Regions from separate parts of the Homo sapiens genome. Here region 2 is linked to region 1. Evidence: chromatin contacts called from ENCODE Hi-C or POLR2A ChIA-PET data. All regions are on one chromosome and are shown on one strand. Each heading gives the region's core, a stretch centred on a gene start or an enhancer-like site at or near the end of the contact. The rest is flanking DNA. Distances are from core to core; before and after follow the strand shown.

The links. Hi-C counts contacts between places; a loop is a spot of excess contacts on that map. ChIA-PET counts read pairs that join two places held with the same protein, here RNA polymerase II (POLR2A). Pooled maps may share reads with other maps.
Region 2: a loop to region 1 is called in a map of CD8-positive, alpha-beta T cell, with 12 times the contacts of the local background. The contact joins the promoter of LINC01278 here to the promoter of LAS1L in region 1. A Hi-C loop is called at or near these places in 5 of 168 maps with a recorded cell type or tissue (B cell, CD4-positive, alpha-beta T cell, CD8-positive, alpha-beta T cell and 1 more), 1 of 37 single-sample maps with no recorded cell type and 13 of 50 pooled maps. POLR2A ChIA-PET finds 5 or more read pairs at or near these places in 1 of 52 experiments (Caco-2).

Annotation. Positions count from the first base shown.
Region 1 is chrX:65,530,587-65,537,633 of GRCh38, reverse strand. It overlaps LAS1L (LAS1 like ribosome biogenesis factor), which reads left to right and starts at 2,847. Exons shown (of 14, transcript NM_031206.7): 1 at 2,847-3,154; 2 at 3,899-4,024; 3 at 5,004-5,073; 4 at 6,196-6,277. The coding sequence starts at 2,919. RefSeq lists an enhancer at 2,573-2,752.
Region 2 is chrX:63,558,400-63,565,240 of GRCh38, reverse strand. LINC01278 (long intergenic non-protein coding RNA 1278) reads left to right here and starts at 4,146. Exons shown (of 4, transcript NR_152613.1): 1 at 4,146-4,409. RefSeq lists an enhancer at 4,425-4,966.

The DNA.
Region 1 (7,047 bases), core at 1,598-4,097:
GCTCTAGGTGAACTAGATACACAAAAGTGGACGTTGGGGTGAAGTGAGGGGGAGGGAAATGGTGAAATAATGAAGGGGAAGCAGTAGCTTGAAGATACATTTGATTAACTTCAGGATTTCACAGACAATGCCTTGGACTTGGAGATTTTATTTAATTCGTGCCCACTGGCACTGCTAGGAGTGTCCTACGTCACCACAAGCCTAGGGATTCTTAGGATTCTTGAGCATGTGCCAGGACAGATCCATATTCCCTGTGGTAAGCTGAAACAATTGTCCCCCAAAAGATACTCACATCCTAATCCCTACAACCTATGAATGTTACTTTATGTGGTTAAAAGAAAAAGAAAAAAGAAAGAAAAACATTGGACTTCATTGTAATTAAAGATCTTGAGATGTGGAAATTAGCCTGCATTATCTGAGTGGACTCTGCCACCACATGTATCCTTTTAAAATGGAGGCTGGGGGAGACTTTACAAACACAGAGGGGAAGATGGAGCAGAGAGAGATTTGAAGATGCTGGTCTTGAAGTTTGGAATAATGTGCTCCAAGCCAAGGAATGCTAGCAGCCACTAGAAAAGACAAGGAGTGTATTCTTCCCTAGAGCAGCTGGAGGAATCATGAACCTACCAGTACCTTGATTTCAGCTCAGTGATACTGTTATCAAACTTTTGGCCTCCAGAACTACGAGAAAATAAATGTCTGTTGTTTTAAACCACCAAGTTTGTGGTAATTTGCTATAGCAACAACAGGAAACTAACGCAGTGCTTCTTCAAAATTACCACTATTTGACACACTTCGTCCACTAATTCCTAATTCTCAATAGGTCTCAGGCCCCATTTGCCACATATTAGACATAATGCTCTTGTTACATGCTTTGGTCATGTTTTCTTAGAACACACGGAATAGAGAGAACTTCAGCTTTATGTGGATGGAATGGGGATAAATAGGGGTCTTTGCCTGAAAAGGACTATGCAAAATTTTTAGCCTATAAACCCCAAAATGTGTGTGAATGATTGCCGCAGATCTGGCAGCTCCTCTGACTGGCCTGTATCTTGAGGAGTCATAGAAACCACTCCCCAGACTTCTTTGCCAGCACACTGTCATGATCCTGAAGGAAAAAGGGTATCTGGTTTCAGGCAGACACCTGGCCAACTGGTTGGCATGGCTACTTGGGACAGAGTAACTGTCAGTCAAGAACCATAGGCAGGCCGGGCACGGTGGCTCATGCCTGTAATCCTAGCACTTTGGGAGGCCTGGGCTGGTGGATCACTTGAGGTCAGGAGTTCCAGACCAGCCTGGCCAACATGGTGAAACCCTGTCTCTACTAACAATACAAAAATTAGCCAAGCATAGTGGCAGGCGCCTGTAATCCCAGCTACTTGGAAGGCTGAGGCAAGAGAATCACTTGAACCCTGGAGGTAGAGGTTGCAGTGAGCCGAGAATTGTGCCACTGCACTCCAGCCTGGGCGACTGGGCCAGACGCCATGTCAAAAAAAAAAAGAAAAAGAAAAAAAGAAAAATAAAATAACTATAGGCAGACTATATCTTAGGAAAAGTTGGCTGGAGAAAGAAGCACATATAGAGGATGAATTGGGATTTGTTGCTGTGAAGCGTAAAAGTGCCACTCACAGCAATGCTGTTAAGATCGTTAGCAACAGTTCTCTCTCTCTCTCTCTCAAGTGTTACATTGGAAAATAACTTCTGCAAGAAGGATTGGGACATAGTCCTAAACATATTTCAGTCAACTCGTAAAATCGGAGGAACTTCATAATACCGCTTTTCTCCCAGAACTCCAAAATACCAAGGAATTTTGCAGAAAAACTAAGTATACCTTGGTGGATGTTGAAACCAACATAGCAGTGGAATGTTGGCAGAGTAAAATTCTACAATTTTCTGCTATGACAGAGAACCTAGAGACCAGTCTACAACTCTCACTGTACAGATGGGAAAACTGAGACTAGTCTAAGTCCACATAGTTAGTGGCAAAATTTAGAGTAAAACTCAGGTCTCTAGGCTGGTATTTATTTATTTATTTATGTATGTATTTATTTAATTTACTTTTGAGACAGAGTCTCGATCTGTCACCCAGGGTGGAGTGCACTGGTGCGATCTTGGCTTGTTGCAGCCTCCGCCTCCCGGATTCAAGCGATTCTTGTGCCTCAGCCTCCTGAGTAACTGGGATTACAGGCATGTGCAACCATGCTTAGCTAATTTTTGTATTTTTACTAGAGACCGGGTTTCACCATTTTGGCCAGGCTGGTCTGGAACTCCTGACCTCAAGTGATCCGCCCGCCTGGGCCTCCCAATGTGCTGGGATTACAGGCGTGAGCCACCACGCCTGGCCAGGCTGGTACTAATTTAAAAGGCAGGGCCCCTGGTTACCTGCCACAAAAGCAGATTTTTTCAACCCAACTGTAACTGTTTCGATATGAGATATTTCCTCTGTAGCCCTGCTTCAGTGTCCAGTGTTTTACTAGGTTAGGTCCTGATTCACGGCAATAAAAATATACTTAAAATCGCATTTTCAGTTCACTGGATGACTACAATCAAGCTGCCACCCGCCGAGGGGAGCAAAATAAAATTCCTCTTGCAGTGAAGACATACCGCTTCCGGTCTGGTACAGAAGCCGGTTAGCAACCAGGAAATTGGCGGAACCTAGAGGCTGAACTCTTGCCCCTGGAGGGTTTGCTTTGTGAAAAGAACACTTCCGGCCGGTGAGTTTTTAACCCCGCATGTCATTAGGTCGGCGCCCAATTCTGACGTTCCGATTGGCCATGCTGACGCTGGAAGGCGGGCTTGCGTATGGGGTCACGCTCTCCTATTGGCTGCTGGTGCGGTGGCGGTTCGGAGTGAGGGTAGCACGCTGAGCTGAAGGCTGTGCGGAGCGGCGCGGCACAGAGCCTGTTGTTGAGCTCAGTATGTCGTGGGAATCCGGGGCCGGGCCAGGTCTAGGTTCCCAGGGGATGGATCTCGTGTGGAGTGCGTGGTACGGAAAGTGCGTTAAAGGGAAAGGGTCGTTGCCACTCTCGGCCCACGGCATCGTGGTCGCCTGGCTCAGCAGGGCCGAGTGGGACCAGGTGACGGTTTATCTGTTCTGTGACGACCATAAGTTGCAGCGGTACGCGCTTAACCGCATCACGGTGTGGAGGAGCAGGTAAGGTGGCGGGTTCGGCCCTTTTGCCTGCGTGCTGGTGGCGCTGCACCTCTTCCTTTGTCGAGTTTCTATAAGGCCCTGTTCTCCAGTCTTCCCCTAAGTCGCCTAAAGTTGTCCCTCTCCCAAATGCCTGGGGGAACGCGGCAGCCATCTCTTGCGCTAATCCCGTTAGCGGAATGGAAAGTAAGGGGTTGTGCCTCAACAATTCTCTTGTTATATCTGTGAGGTTTACCCATTACCTCCAAAAAGTGACTTTCTCCCAACTTGGAGAGGATGCCGGAGGGACTAGTGAGGCCTGAGCCAGGGCTTAAGGAGTAGATTAGTACCCTAGGGTAGATTTCCGATTCCAATGGGGAGGAAGTCTTGCCTGCAAGACAGTGTTTGAGTGGGGCGCCTCAGTCCAGTTGGTAAGATTGAGTTGGGAGCCGACTTACAAGGGATAAGGGGCTCCTCTAGCTCAATGAGTTGATTTGGGGGTGAAAGAAAGGGGTGTGTCCACACAACTGTTGATGGACAGTCTACCAGTTAGGTGTCCTGTATACGGCCTAGTCAGCTCCTCATGCCCTGTATACTGTTGGATCCCACAGACATTACCGTGTCTCCTCCCACCTTCTTGTTTTGTGTCTGTTCATGCTCTCTTGAACCAGAATATGATGGGTGTAGCCTGCAACAACCTAGGTTCTGAGGTGGAGGGTGGACCAGTGTAAGGGCTCTTTATGATGGTGCTGGACTGTGACCCTTTAGGTCAGGCAACGAACTCCCTCTGGCAGTGGCTTCTACTGCTGACCTGATACGCTGTAAGCTCTTGGATGTAACTGGTGGCTTGGGCACTGATGAACTTAGACTGCTCTATGGCATGGCATTGGTCAGGTAAGACCTGCATGGGGTAGGGGTGGAGGTTGGCTTTGGGGACTGGAGGCAGGGGAGGCATGTGATAAGCAAAACTTGGCTTCAGGTGTTACCTGAAGCAAAACCCTGCGTGTACCTCACTGTGGATCAGCCTGTGATTATTGCTTGACTTATCAGCTTTTGGTACCCTCGTCAACGCATTCCTCTTTTTCTTCCTTTTTCCTGAAAGCCTTCTCTTCCATTTTTCTTTCTATCTTGGAATGTGGAGGAAGGGATTCAGACCAGGTGATCTCTGTGGGTCTCTTGGTGGTCTGATATTTTTTCTTACCTTTGAATTCCTCACCCAGAGGAACTTGTCTGAATGGCTCAGGGTCCTCGCCTGTGATTTAATGTGGACTTTCCAACCCTGTCCCTGTCTATTCCTAGCACTACCCTTTTCCCCTTCTCTCCCTCATGAACACTGAAAGATTGCTGAGTTATGGAAGTGGAGACATGGGCTGGGAATTCCTGACTTACAAAGTGACTCATAATGGTTCTAGCTGTATACACGTCGGAAAAAAAGGTTGCTACTGAGTTTTCATATCTGTCAAAGTCTTTGCTTATCTATTTCCCCTTGTCTGCCTTGAGATCCTCCCTTTCTCTTCTTATTTTCTCCATTGGTTAGCTGTGCTCCCCATTATCTGATGTAGTCCTTTGCAGCATTTATAACATATTATGTTCTAGCCTAATATGTTACATTGTATCATTATTATTTATCCTAGACCGAACTGTTCAAGGCTAGAGCAGTGTCTTATTCATCTGTATGGCTTCATTATAGGGCAGACTCTCATTAAATGTTGGAATGGATGGAACTGTCCCTGCTCTGGCTGACACACCAGCTGTAGGAATAGGACAGGACAGTCGGTGGAAAAGTGGAAATGCAGGGTTTCAGTAACTCAGCAAAGTGTTTGGAATAAAATGGTTCCTTGGGCTGTGCCACTTATTTCTCCCTCAACTCCAGGTTTGTGAATCTTATCTCAGAGAGGAAGACAAAGTTTGCCAAGGTCCCCCTCAAGTGTCTGGCTCAAGAGGTGCGTATGATTCAGTGAACTTGCTCAATTCTGTCTCCAAGAGGGCTCACCAAATGGGGCATGGGGTATTGTGGGCACACAGTCAGACTAGCTCATCCCATCACTACCAGCCAAGCCCAGCAAGAATCCCAGAGCCTCAGCTTCCAGCCTGAAGGAGGCACAGTTGCTCCCTTGCTCTCATATGACTGGTATCTCAGAGGGCTTGGCCTGCCCAGCTTGCTGGGAGGAGCCCAAATGTAGCACTGGGTGGGGACAGGAAAGAGGTGACAGTCACAGCACCTGCCCTCATGGAGCTGACAGTCTGAGAGAGGAGACAGCTCAGCCACTATGAGTCACTTTGTAAATCAGGAATTCCCATCCCATGTCTCTACTTCTGTAACTCAGACATTCCTACCCTGAGGAGTATGTGAACTGTGTAGAGGCCCAGAGGGCAGGCATGCTCTCAGTCATTAGCGCTTCCCGGAGGAGGTGTAGGAGGGAAGCAGGGGTAAAGGATACTCAGGGAGAAGGACAGGCTAGAGGGAGGCTGGAGAACGTGATTGTTAATGCTCATTCACAGGTATTTCTTTGTTGTAGAAGGGTGGTTGGTGGTTAGGGGAGGTGTGTGCCTTTTATGTTTCTGATTTTCTTTTCTTTTTTTGAGACAGAGTTTTGCTCTGTTGCCCAAGCTGGAGTGCAGTGGCGTGATCTTGGCTCACCACAATCTCCGCCTCCCAGGTTCAAGCAATTCTCGTGCCTCAGCCACCCAAGTAGCTGGGATTACATTTGTATTTTTGGTAGAGATGGGGTTTCACCATCTTGGCCAGGCTGGTCTCCAACTCCTGGCCTCAAGTGATCCACCTGCCCTGGGCTCCCAAAGTGCTGGGATTACAGGCATGAGCCACTGTGCCTGACCCACTTTTCTGATTTTCAATACCTCCTCCATAGAGCAGTAAAAAAAGAATAAGAAGAGCTGTTTTTTTTTCTTGGCTCTGTCACTGTGATTGGAATCTTCTTTCAGGACCTCAGTTTCTCTAGTTGTAAAATGGGGCAGGAGGTGGTCAGGATAATTAATCTCTGGCTCCCTTCCAGCTTTAATAATTATTTTCCAATTTCTGTACTCACACCCTCCCCTGTAATCAGGTAAATATTCCGGATTGGATTGTTGACCTTCGCCATGAGTTGACCCACAAGAAAATGCCCCATATAAATGACTGCCGCAGAGGTGAGTCCTCAGAGGTTATACCTATCACAGTTAAGCCCAGGGGCCTGGGCTTGGTGGCGCTGAGGGTAGAGGGATAGGCAGGAGGGTCTCCACCTGGAGTCAAGGCTGGGACTAGGGTGAAAGAAGTGAGGCCTCGCCTTGGGCACAACATTTAAAGTGGGGAGAAGTCAAAAGTTCCATAATCAAGATAAATAACATATTAATGTGGAAAAATTCATGATAAACATAATATCAAAACTTTAAGTAAAACGGGATTAGTATTACTGATTTCTCCTTTTGTTTCAGCTTCCAACATGGCTTGGCATATTTTGATACCTTGACTACAGAGGTTTTTTTGCCTGCCCTTAAGTTGTTTTTTGTTTGTTTGTTTGTTTTGAGACGAGTCTCACCCTGTTGCCCAGGCTGGAGTGCAGTGGCACGACCTTGGCTCACTGCAACCTCCACCTCTCGAGTTCAAGTGATTTTCCTGCCTCAGCCTCTTGAGTAGCTGGGTCTATAGGCACATGCTACTATGTCTGATTAACTTTTTTTTTTTTTTTTTTTGAGACAGAGTCTCACTCTGTCACCCAGGCTGGAGTGCAGTGGCGCAATCTCAGTTCACTGCAACCTCCACCTCCTGGGTTCAAGTGATTCTCCTGTCTCCACCTCCTGAGTAGCTGGGATTACAGGCACGCGCCTCCATGCCTGGCTAATTTTTTTTTTTTGTATTTTTAGTAGCGATGGGGTTTCATCATGTTGGTCAGGCTAGTCTCGAACTCCTGACCTCATGA
Region 2 (6,841 bases), core at 2,897-5,396, 2.0 Mb after region 1:
ACAATCCCAAGCAAAAAGAACAAAGCTGGAGGCATCACACTACTTGACTTCAAACTATACTACAAGGCTACAGTAACCAAAACAGCATGGTGCTGGTACCAAAACAGATACATAGACAAATGGAAGAGAACAGAGGCCTCAGAAATAATGCCACTCATCTACAACTATCTGATCTTTGACAAACCTGACAAAAGCAATGGAGAAAGGATTCTCAATTTAATGAATGGTGTTGGGAAAACTGACTAGCCATATGCAGGAAACTGAAACTGGGCACCTTCCTTACAACTCATATGAAAATGAACTCAAGATGCATTAAAGACTTAAACATAAAACCTAAAACCATAAAAACCATAGAAGAAAACCTAGGCAATACCATTCAGAACATAGGCATGGGCAAACACTTCATAACTAAAACACCAAAAGTAATGGCAACAAAAGCAAAAACTGACAAATGGGATATAATTAAACTAAAGAGCTTCTGCATGGGAAAATAAACTATCATCAGAGTGAACAGGCAACCTATAGAATGAGAGAAAATTTTTGCAATCTATCCATCTAACAAAGGGCTAATATCCAGAATCGACAAAGAACTTAAACAAATTTACAAGAAAAAAAACAACCCCATCACAAAGTAGGCAAAGGATATGAACAGGCACTTCTCAAAAGGCGACATTTATGCAGGCAACAAACATGAAAAAAAAGCTCATCATCACTGGTCATTAGAGAAATGCAAATCAAAACCACAGTGAGATACCATCTCACGCCAGTTAGAATGGTGATCATTAAAAAGTCAGGAAACAACAGATGCTGGAGAGCATATGGAGAAATAGGGACACTTTTACACTGTTAGTGGCAGTGTAAATTAGTTCAACCATTGTGGAAGACAGTGTGGTGATTCCTCAAGGATCTAGAACCAGAAATACCATTTGACCCAGCAATCCCATTACTGGGTATATAACCAAAGGATTAGAAATCATTTCTACTATAAAGACACCTGCACACATATATTTATTGCAGCTCTATTTACCATAGCAAAGACTTGGAACCAACCCAAATGCTCATCAATGATAGACTGGATAAAGAAAATGTGGCACATATACACCATAGAATACTATGCAACCATAAAAAAGGATGAGTTCATGTCCTTTGCAGGGACATTGATTAAGCTGGAAGCCACCATTCCCAGCAAACTAACACAGGAACAGAAAACCAAACATGCATGTTCTCACTCATAAGTGGAAGTTGAACAATTAGAACACATGGACACAGGGAGGGGAACATCACACACCAGGGCCTGCCAGGGGGTGGGGGCAAATGGGAGGGAGAGCATTAGGACAAATACCTAATGCATGTGGGGCTTAAAACCTAGATGATGGGTTGATAGGTTCAGCAGAGCACCATGGCACATGTATACCTATGTAACAAAACTGCACTTTCTGCACATGTATCCCAGAACTTAAAGTAAAACTTAAAAAAAATTAAATCTACAAAATTATTACAACCCCAATTCTTTCGTTAGATCTAGCTGAAAAATGTAGTATGTGGATATATTATTTTTTTCTGGTTTTAATTTTTATCTGATTACTTGCTTAGTGAATCTTTCATACTTCTTTCAGAAGGGGGATAATTATCTTCCCTCGACTATCTGGTTATCAGTCACACATGGATAGCTATCTAGGTATAATAGGCAAACATTCCGCTTTACGACCACCTCACCCTACATGGTACCTACTTATTGTAGAAATGATTACACACCCAGGAAATCAGGTCAGTCAAGTCTTTAGTTAACACCTACTGCATGCCTTAGTGACTGTCTTGGGGCCTTTCTTTGCAGAAACCATTATAGGTTTAAACAAACTTGGGATTGTTTTACAAATTGTTAAATATAACAATGGTAATTATTTCATTATGTTAATATTACATGTGTTTCTCACTGAAAATTTTGATGGCTAAGGTTTTGCAATTAATCTTGTATATAAAACAACATGAGGTAGAGAATAATTTAGTAATACTAGGGTATTTTAGGTGATTAGTCATTTTTATCGCTTTTGGAACAAAACTCACGAAAATGATTTTTAAAATGACTAATTTGTAGTTGATGAATTTGGGCTGAATTGCTTTGAGCAGAATCTTGCAAAGCTTTAAATAAATATCATCTAAACCCATTCATCTAGAAAGCCAAATCAATTGTATAAACTTGCCTGTACTCTGTACAGGTCAGAATACAGATTAATTCAACTGCTATAAAAATACTCAAAATAATATGTGACAGTCTGAGGATAATTTATCCATGGTCGGTGTGATGACTCCACGGTAACAGAGACCTAAAATCCTTTTATGTTGTTGCTCTAATGTCTAATTTAAGTACTGAACACTGTCATTATAGTGTAAATGTAGACATAGACAATATATAAATGAATGTGTTTGTGTTCCAATAAAACTTTATTTTTGAACATTTAAATTTAAATTTTATATAATTTGTACATGTCATGAAATATTTGTTTCTTAATTTTTTAACCACTTATATATGTAAAAATAATTATTTGTCCTCTGATCAAACAAAAACAGATAGTAGACAAGCTTTGGCCCTTGAGCTGTAGTTCACTGGCCCCAGCTCCAACTCTAGTAGCTCAGGTTATCATTTCCCCATCTTAGTCAGGTTGGATTACACTTTATGTTGTAAGCATACTTGTTCTAGATTTCTGAGGGGCTTACCTTTGTTTTCCAAGGACATTACAATCTTATCAGCTTCACGATAACATCATTGGACAAGATTTTCTTATCTGAAATACCTTGACAAGGTCTCTGGCAGTGGTCATGTATTTGATTTACTTTAGGCTGAGACAGTAGTTCCTTGTGGGTTTACTTCTTAATTTTCCAATATTTTTTGTCTCTTATTACTACTTTTAATCAATATTTATATAGTACTTATGTGGCAGTCGTTGTAAGTTTATTTAATATGTTACTGTCTCACAACAAACCTATGAAATTAGTACTGTTATCCTTATTTTACCTATGGGGAAACTGAGGCACAGAAGGCTTAAATAACTTGAGCTAATAACGCAGATAATAGCAGAGCTAGGATCCAAATCTAGGCTGCATGGATTCAGAGTCCACTCTGCCTTTCTAAACAACCTTGGTGTGTTGTTTTCTTAAATAAAAAATGTAGGAATGTTTCTCTCCAAACCCTGAAATATTTATGTCACCCACACAGGACACCTCCTTCTTGTACAGCTAAATTAGTATCACCAGTGTTCTTGGAGACCTAGGATTCCTGATTGAGGGATTCCTATGCTGCAATGTCTGTGTCCATATTTTATTTATTTATCAAATAGGTCTTCTCACTGCCAGACATTGTTTTAAATGCCTTATACACATTGACTTGTTTAATTTAATATTTACAACAAGCAATTAACAGATGAAAAAGGTCGCATAACTTTGTAAAGGGCAGAGCCAGATTGCAACCAAGTTAACGTCTTCGATCGCTATTCTTAATCTTTCTGCAGGGTCTGAGTCTCTTCATTTCTTACCAGCATGGGTTTCTCTGTTTCTTGCTTCAGGGACTTCACGACTGGTCACAAGAAATTCTTGACCTTGGTTGGTTCTGACATGGCTGCAACATGCTCTTTCTGACAGGAATGCATAGCCGAATATCAGGTTCTAAGCCCTGTGACAATCATAGGGCACATACAGCATAGATTTTGTTTAAAGAAATCTCTTTTGGTGTGTATATTCTTCTTGTTTAAGGTCTGAATTGATATTTGCACACTGCTATAACTTCTCTCATGAAGCATTACCTATTTTCAAAGCTACATAAGGTGCTGTTGTAATCATACGGTTTTGTTGTATACATAATCCCGCTTTAATTATTCATCATTATTTATTTTCCTTTTGTTAGTTTAATTATAAAAACAACACATACTCATTTTAAGAATCCTAATAATACAGATCTGTATGTTGTTGTTGGTGAAAAGTCTCCAGTTTTTTTCATCCCTTTTCTTTATAATTTCCAGCATAATGCCATAGAAATAGACGAAACTCTCAGCGGGCTTATTCTGCATTCACTGGCCATGGTGGTTTGAGGGTTAACTTTAAGAAGCACTCTCTCCATTTCAGCTGACTGCTACATCCGGGAGAAAAGCGCTATTGCCTGGGAAACTAAGTCACGTGAGAACCTGGGGACGCTAGGTTCCGGAACCTGACCTGAGCTGGGGCCTGTGCTTCCAGCGGGTGGTGGGGGGCCTGGTGTGCTGGCATCAAGTAAGCCGACTACCTCGGCAAAGGCTTAGGGACAAGAGACCAGCAGCCTGAACTGGCTGGGGCATCCGGAAGGCTTAGATCTTGTGGCCAAGAGTTCAGACCGTGGCGAAGTGGAGAGTGACATGCAGTTGGATGGCGGTGACTGCGTGGTAAGTTGTATTTGAACACCCGGCAGGAGACAAGAAGTGGGGATGAGCTAGGACTCATCCTCCCTTTATTGAATAATTTGCCTTTTTCCAGAGGGAAGGAAGCCAGACCAGCTAGCAGGACGCCAGGGGTAGGAGTGCGGGAATGAGAATAGGTGTCTGGAACAGGGCAGAGGGGGAGGGGGACCCTGAGGCGCAAATTCTTTTTCCTTACATGGCTTTTTCTTCTCGTTTTTCTCCTCTCTCACCCTCTATGTCCCCATTATTCTTGTTCTTTCTTTTCCTGGTTACGCATTTTCATTAATCCAGAGCCTTAATTCGAATGTAAACATTTTGGCTCCTGATCCAGTTCTCCGTTAACTTTCCTGGTATTTGTGATTTCGTGTTTGGTAGCGTAATAGGACGACTATAGTTAACAATAATTTATTATGTATTTCAAAATAACTAAAAAGCGGAATTGAGATGATTCTAACATAAAGAAATGATAAATGCTTGAGGTGATGGTTATACCATCTACTCTGATTTGATTATTACACATTGTATGTTCTAATCAAAATATCACATGTACCCCATAAATATGTACAACTATTATATATCCATAATAATTAAAACTTCAAAAATGTTAACAAAATGGCAAAAAAATCAGAAGAAGTTATTCAAGTATGGTGAGTAAACGTTTAAAAAGTGACTCAGCTTCACTAATAAATGCACATGAAAAAACGGAATAGCAGATTATGATTGACAAGGGGATAAAAAGATTGTTTATGCCCAGTGTTGTGCAGAGTTTGGGGACACTGGCACTCAATTACAGTATTAAGTGTGTAAATTAGTATAATCATTTATTGTTGGGCTATTTGGCATATGTAACAAACTTGAAAACCTCTTAGTCTTTGACCTAGAAATTCTACCCTTAGGAATTTTTTTTCAACACAGTTACTACTGAAAATACACACAGGTATGCACATACACATATAATGTGTTAATTGCAGCATTATTTGTAATAGCACACTTTGGAAATAATCTAAATGCCCATCAATAGTGAATTGGTAAAATAAATTGTGGTATAACAATATGATTGGATAGAATACAGCCCTTTTAAATGGCACTGATTTGGTGCCTGTGAAATAAGTTACAAAATAGGTTTTCTAGTAGTAGTCATAATATTATCAAATATTTCTTTACAATATATGTGAATACATACTTCTATATGAACAGAAAAAATGCTATAGGAAATTATGAACAAAACAACTAGCAATGAAAATCTCTGGGTAGTGGAATTGTAGCATTTGTTTTTCCTCCCCACTTCTGCTTTCCTTCTCAACGTCCTTCCCCAACTTTCTTTCTTTCTTTTTTTTCTTAAAGATCCATGTACATTTATTTCAACATTAATTTTTATACTCCAGATACCATTTACTTTCTTTTTTAAAGTATTACATATTAAGCAATACACAAGGTTGTAAAGAAAAATTCAACCGATACCATTGTAGCCTTAGCTCAGTTTAACAAGTAAAAATTTGATCAATACAGCTGAGATCTTCTGTGTAACCTTCCTTAATTCCATTACTCCAATCATGAGTTTGGGGTTTATTTTTTCTATGAATAATTTTTTAAATTTTTTACCACATGTACATTTATATCTCAGAAATATATATTTTACTTCCTTTAAAATCTAATATAAATGGTATACTGTATATATTCTTCTCAACTTGTTTTTAGTCAAAATATGGTTGGGAGCTTTATGTTGATAACTTTTATTAACAGTTAATTTATTTTCCCTACTGTACTGTTTCTAATGTGTAACTCTACCACAATTTATTTTTCCATTTTATGAATGACCACTTTGATTGTTTCAGTTTTCAGTACATGTATTTATGTTAATGGACATTGTAATGCATTTCCTTGCTCTATGAATTATTTGATGGATTACTTTGGAAAAATTATTTCACTTTTTTTTTTGAGACAAAGTCTCACTCTGTCGCCCAGGCTGAAGTGCAGTGGCACAATCTCTGCTCACTTCAACCTCTGCCTCCCGGGCTCAAGCAGTCCTCCCACCTCAGCCTCCTGAGTAGCTGGGACTACAGGCACCCACCACCATGCCCAACTAATTTTTGTTTGTTTTTGTAGAGACGGGGTTTCACCATGTTGCCAAGGCTGGTCTCAAAATTCTGAGCTCAAGTGATCCACCTGCCTGGGCCTCCCAAAGTGCTGTGATTACAGGTGTGAGCCACCATGCCAGGCCTAGCAATACTTCTATTTTATCAGTTGTAAAATGGGAATAATGGCTACCTAATTCTCAAGATATTGTGAGGCATGAATGAAGAAGCTGTGTAAAGGGTTTGAAATAAATTAACTTTCAACGATTGCACTCCTTTCCCATCTTCCTGTCATAAAAGAGATGACTTCGGCCTAAACAGAAAAGCATAACTAGCATACAT